Regions from separate parts of the Homo sapiens genome. Here region 2 is linked to region 1. A link is a contact called in ENCODE Hi-C or POLR2A ChIA-PET data. All regions are on one chromosome and are shown on one strand. Each heading gives the region's core, a stretch centred on a gene start or an enhancer-like site at or near the end of the contact. The rest is flanking DNA. Distances are from core to core; before and after follow the strand shown.

What was found. A loop is a pair of places that touch in the nucleus more often than their neighbours do. ChIA-PET counts read pairs that join two places held with the same protein, here RNA polymerase II (POLR2A). Pooled maps may share reads with other maps.
Region 2: a loop to region 1 is called in a map of chondrocyte, with 2.9 times the contacts of the local background. The contact joins two enhancer-like sites. A Hi-C loop is called at or near these places in 2 of 168 maps with a recorded cell type or tissue (chondrocyte and mammary epithelial cell) and 3 of 50 pooled maps. POLR2A ChIA-PET finds 5 or more read pairs at or near these places in 1 of 52 experiments (MCF 10A).

Annotation. Positions count from the first base shown.
Region 1 is chr5:67,247,423-67,250,580 of GRCh38, forward strand. No RefSeq gene overlaps it. Among named protein-coding and RNA genes, the nearest start is that of TILRLS, 19 kb to the right of the region's middle. Within about 2 kb of position 1,394, at least 6 of the 41 ENCODE cell types and tissues checked have a DNase peak (open chromatin) inside an H3K27ac peak, as active enhancers do; they include mammary epithelial cell, where a contact is called at or near this core.
Region 2 is chr5:67,879,661-67,882,788 of GRCh38, forward strand. No RefSeq gene overlaps it. Among named protein-coding and RNA genes, the nearest start is that of LINC02997, 88 kb to the left of the region's middle. Within about 2 kb of position 1,416, at least 4 of the 41 ENCODE cell types and tissues checked have a DNase peak (open chromatin) inside an H3K27ac peak, as active enhancers do; they include mammary epithelial cell, where a contact is called at or near this core.

The DNA.
Region 1 (3,158 bases), core at 144-2,643:
GGGGAAGAAAATACAAGTTGCTCATGAAAGTTGTAGCTGTGATAGCTCCCACATAATTCACACTACAGAGGCATTGACCCAGCTGGAAATGCAATGCATTATATAGAAATCAGCTGGTCCCTGCCTGGAAGAATATATGTTAATGGGAATATGTGACTCCAAGGAGAGTGCCTGGTATATACTAGACATTCAACATGTTGGCAGGATCTGAGCCTACAGCAATATAAAACCGACAACTTTATATTGTTTTGAAGTATCTGATGAACTCTTTATTTCTTGTTTCTAATTGAATTGTATTTAGATAGCGGTTTTTAGCCAAATTTTGCAGAGACGCTTCTGTATCCACCTGGGAAGTTATATGGGGGAAAGATTGTGTATAGGGGGCAGTGGTGTGTGTGGTGGGGGAGTGGGCTTCGCCATCCACCCTAGCTTATGTTAGAGCAGGTGGGCTATTTCTAATACATGCGACATTTCTAATACTGTGCTTGCATATTTTGAGTACTTAATTTTGATGTCAAGTCCTATAATACATCAGGGATTTAAGTGATTTATTTGAAACAATTCGTCACTTAAAAGATTATACTTAAAAGATTCAGATCCTTTATGATTTTTTAAAAATGATAAAAGATCCCCTGTGTTCTATGGTTATCAGAATTGAAGGTGATACAATATCTGAAAAGAAAAGAAATCATTATACGTCTCAGAGAGAAGTGTCACAAAGGAAATTTAATTCCTAATTTGATAAAAATGAAAAGAATCTGATTCTTTGATGATAAATCTTGAATCAGCTGGAGGCTGATTAATATATATAGAAGTAAGAGCAACTAAAAAGTGTTTTGACAGAAGCAGAAGACCTGGGGCTTATGTTGAAGTTTCTGATTATGTCCTCTAATGGTTCTGAAACATGGCTAGGAATGCCATTTATTTATTTGTTTCTTTGTTCACTTATTCATTCATATGTATTCTGAGGGGGAGTCTTTTTTTTTTTTTTTTTTCTTTGGAGACAGGGTCTTGCCTGTTGCTGAGGCTGGAGTGTATTGGAGCAATCACAGCTCACTGCAGCCCAACCCCCTGGACTCAAGTGATCCTCCCACCTCAGCCTCCCACATAGATGGGACTACAGGCACACACCATCATGCCTGGCTAATTTTTAAATTTTTTGTAGAGACCGGGTCTTGCTATGTTGCCCAGGCTGATCTTGAACTCCTGGGCTAAGGGAGTCTTAAAAGGTGTGCTGTTCATATTCTAGCCTAGTAATTGTGTTTGCAGTCATTGGTGTCACAGAAGTGCCACCTGCCTGTTGTTTCACTTGCCCTGTTACCACTTGCCTATTTTGCTAATGGTTTGCTACAGTTGACAAATGGTGTGTTTTGGTCTAGCTTCCAGCTCCCAGAGACCACAGGAAACACAGACAGGTACATGCTTGATCCTCCCAAGCTGCAGACATTCCTGGGCGTGTGTTGGGCAGTACACACTGTACTTCCTGTGTCATGCCCACATCCAGCTGTCAGGCCCTTACCCCTGAGGGCTTGGGGGATACATGGGAGAAGTTTGTTGATTTGGGCTCGAGGTCAAGCAGTCTATTTTAGAAACCTTAGGAGACTTAGTTTAAAAAGTATTAAAAGGTCTCATAAAAGAGAATTGTAAGGTTGGCTAGCAGTTGATTTGTTATGAGATGGAAGAGTCATACATTATCTTGGTATTTAATCAGTTAATAAATTGTTTCAATATGGTATATCCTTTTTTTCTTAAAGCAGTTTTCTTCCTAATAGCAAAGGATGCCAAGATTATTGCAATCTTTGGTAATCTCCTGTGAAATATGCCCTTTGCATTTCTTTTTATGAGTTTCCACCCTTGCCAGTATCAAGAAACAACAGAGCAGGGGAAGAAAAACATTTAGGGAAAATCACCAAATGCAGAGTCAGGAATCAAATTGAGATTTTCAGCTCCAAGTCTAGAATACCATGTTGACATTATAAATAGCCAACTAGGTATTTAATAGCTTATCACTAAGAGCTTGAGATTGTGGCTCCGGTTTTGAGACTCACATACGCCAAAAGCCAACTGTTAGGGAGCGACCCCTAAGGTGCACATGTATTACTGATTTATTTACACAAAACCTCATTCCATAAAGGAAATAAAGTGGTCTGCAACAATAACATGCACCGTGTAATAATGGTAGAATGTCATACCGAGGAACCAAAAGATAAAGATCAGGATAAAAGGCTGATACGAGCTTAACCAAAGGACTTCAAGTATGTTATGAGGGCTCAGACAGCTGTTACAATCCAGCCTCATATCTGGAAGCAAGCCAAACTGAATTCAAGTGTGAAGGGGGCCATGAGACAAACAGTAAGAAGCACAGAGCTTTCTCTGACAAAACATTTCATCTCTGAGTACTCAGAATTTTCGTTGCTCCTTTTTTTTTCTTTTTTCTCTTATTTATTTTTATTATACTTTTAAGTGTTAGGGTACATGTGCACATTGTGCAGGTTAGTTACATATGTATACATGTGCCATGCTGGTGCGCTGCACCCACTAACTCGTCATCTAGCATTAGGTATATCTCCTGATGCTATCCCTCCCCACTCCCACCACCCCACAACAGTCCCCAGAGTGTGATATTCCCCTTCCTGTGTCCATGTGATCTCATTGTTCAGTTCCCACCTATGAGTGAGAATATGCGGTGTTTGGTTTTTTGTTCTTGCGATAGTTTACTGAGAATGATAATTTCCAATTTCATCCATGTCCCTACAAAGGACATGAACTCATCCTTTTTTATGGCTGCATAGTATTCCATGGTGTATATGTGCCACATTTTCTTAATCCAGTCTATCATTGTTGGACATTTGGGTTGGTTCCAAGTCTTTGCTATTGTGAATAATGCCGCAATAAACATACGTGCACATGTGTCTTTATAGCAGCATGATTTATAGTCCTTTGGGTATATACCCAGTAATGGGATGGCTGGGTCAAATGGTATTTCTAGTTCTAGATCCCTGAGGAATCGCCACACTGACTTCCACAATGGTTGAACTAGTTTACAGTCCCACCAACAGTGTAAAAGTGTTCCTATTTCTCCACATCCTCTCCAGCACCTGTTGTTTCCTGACTTTTTAATGATTGCCATTCTAACTGGTGTGAGATGGTATCTCATT
Region 2 (3,128 bases), core at 166-2,665, 630 kb after region 1:
CAACTTGTAGACAGCCTAAACACACACAGGTGCGCAGGTATACACAGATAAATGTTTCTTCACACAAAGCAAATTAATTTTCAGCATTGAGACTCATGAGAGTTCACCCTAAGAGCTTTCACTGAGTGTGAGTCACAAGTAATCAGTCTTTGTGGCGTAACCTGTGAGTTAGTGAATTCTTACTGGTCTCAATGAAAAGCCTTCTTTGTCTATGTGGTTATTAATGGGACTGTAAAACTGCATGATAAGATAAAATGAAGCCCTAAAACCTTACATGTTTACCCCACTGCAAAACAGCTGTCCCATACCATCTCTCATGGCCAGATCTACAGTTTTAAGATCTGTGCACCACAGGTTAGCAAAAAAACCTGCTTTGTAAAGGACCACATTTTTCATCAGAGGACCAGCCACTTAACATAAAATTTGAAATCCTCAGTGATAAAAAAGACAGAAATGCAGAATATACCTCATTTCTGAGATCATTTGAAGTTTTGATAAGGTGATTTCTAAACATGGGCTCTAATTTTCTCTGACTACAAAGTGACATTCAGGTGTGAGATTCCATTTCCAGCGGTGAGTTCATCTTTTACTGCCTTTTATCAGCACGAATTATGGTGCAGCAGGTACTTACTTCTCTATAACAGCAGGGGTCAAGTAGATAATTAATGAGAATTAATCTGTAAAAAGAAATATAATGTCCTATTTGAATCTTGGTTTATGACTTGGTTTATTATGCAAGTGTGAAACTTCAAAGGGAGCTAACTCAATGTGGCACTTTAATTACATTTTATTATATTTAAGAGTTTTGTGGAAATTTTGCTTGCTGCCAAGAAATGTTTCTTAAGAACACTTTCTTTCCCAGTAGACTGCTGGGGCCCCTATTCCCAGAGTGGCTACAGAGGGGAGCCGCCAGCACCTTTCTCATATCAGAGAGAAGGTGCAAACAGCTGCGAGGTGGAACACTGGCCTAGGGTGTGGCCAAGGACAATTTCTCTCACAGAGGGTAAAACCACAGAACCCATGAGACTCCCTTTAAGACTTTTCAAAGGCAAACATTCCCAATGGCAAACTGGAAAGCTTGAGTTTAGAGATGGGTTTTTGGAAGACCAAATATGAGGTGTCAATCCTGTGGTGACCTCAGAGATGGCCACTTCCACCACTTGGGGGAAAAAAAAAACAGAGGGGGAAGCACATGCATCTCCTTTCATTGCAGCTTAAGTCAACTTAATTGTGCTGGATTTAAGAGTAAGGGAAGAGATCCTGTCTTTAATAGCTGCATTGTTTCCCTATCCGCTAATCTTTTGGAGGGCATAAAACTAAGGAAAAAGAATTCTAAGGTTAACATGAACCAGTGTCTGAATCCAGGGCAAAGGGCCAGGGTTCCTCCTATCTAATTCCAGCTCTGGTACTGACTTGTCTTATGGCCTTGGGCAAAGCCGCTTGGTCTCTGTGCTTGGTCTGCCCACTGCTAAAATGACAAGGATGATGCCATTTGTGCTGACCTCACTGGGACATTGTACAGACAAGTTGGAAGCTATTTTTTTTGTTGTTTAAAAAGAGTGTTAGGTTTATTTTATTAGATTTGAAGGATATGTTTCTGGTGATAGCAGACTGAAGGAATGCCCAGAAATAGAAAAGCTAAAGAATTGGTTGATTGATTTGGCATGATTAAAGGACAGAACAATGTGTCCAAAAGTGGTTCTGCAAAAAGTAAATGAAGGAATGCTATTTAAGAATAACTTTGTTGTGGGAGGAAACTGCCCTCAGGTTTGAATAGTTTGGTGTTTTCTTTTACTCTTACCAATGGGTTGGCCCCATTGTTTCATAAGTGGTAAAATCTAGGGGTCACCAGACTAATTTACTTCATTTGGAATGAAGGAAAGAGAAAAAAAAATACCATTTTCTCAAAGATATAATCAGTGTTGTGGAAAAGATAAAACATCGAGATTGAAAAATGGCTAGAAATTGAAGAGAATATTGGAATTTTCCAAGCGCTATTAAAATTTGTATTTACAGCACTGAAAGTTGACAGGGAAGAGGCAACCTCATATCTAATCTTGTGGGAGGATAGCCTGCACTGATTATTCATTTATTCATCCAACAAAGATGCACTGAGCACCTCCACCAAGACAGAGTTCCTGCCCTCAAAGAACTTAGAGTTTATTAGAAAAGTTACATGCATTAACAAATTACTGCAAGGTCCTATGATGAGTGTCATAGTAAAAACACATTATGGTTCTATGCTTATAGAGAGAAATGAAAGACATATTCAAAAAGTCTTTGGTAGTCAGGACTGACTCTACGTAGGGAGATGATGAAAGGATCATGATGTGCTTCTTAGACAAAGAGATGAGTAAGAGTTTACTTGGAATCAGCGGAGATGCAGCAAAGATGAGCGGAGGAATAAGCAGAGGGATCTGCATGTACAAAAGTATAGAGGCATCAAATAGTGTGATAAGTTCATAGAGCAGCTCCATGGAGTTGAGACTTAATGCTGGGAGAAAAAAGATGGCAGAAGAGGAAGCCAGAAAAGTCAGCAGGAGGCCATCAAGGAGGGAGAATAACTCTGCAATCAGCTCGTGTTTTTCTGCTTACTGCGTTGCATACTAGGGCAGGTTCCTCAGTTCCTAAGTAAAATGGGACTAATAATCATACCTACGTTGAAGGTTATTGTGAGGACCAATTGTTGAAGGTTATTGTGAGGACCAATTGAGATAACATGCGATTAGTATAGGTGAAGCAATTAGAACAGAGACTGGCATAAAATAACTTCTCAGTGAATGTGCATTTATTCTTACTCATATATTAATTGATGACATTTGTCTTTAAGTCTATAGGCAGAGAGCAGCCGTAAAAGTATCTTAAGAAAGGGTATGCTACGATAAGAGTTGCATGGAGAATGAAGAGGAAATAGGTTAAGGTAGGGAGTGTACTGAGGAAGGGAGGATTTAAGAATAGCTAAAAAGGGCCGGGCACAGTGGCTTACGCCTGTAATCTCAGTATTCAGGGAGGCTGAAGTGGGAGGATCACCTGAGGTCAGGAGTTCGAGACCAGCCTGGCCAACATGACAAAATCCCATCTCTACTAAAAATACAAACATTAGCCGGGCATGGTGGTGGGTGCCAGTA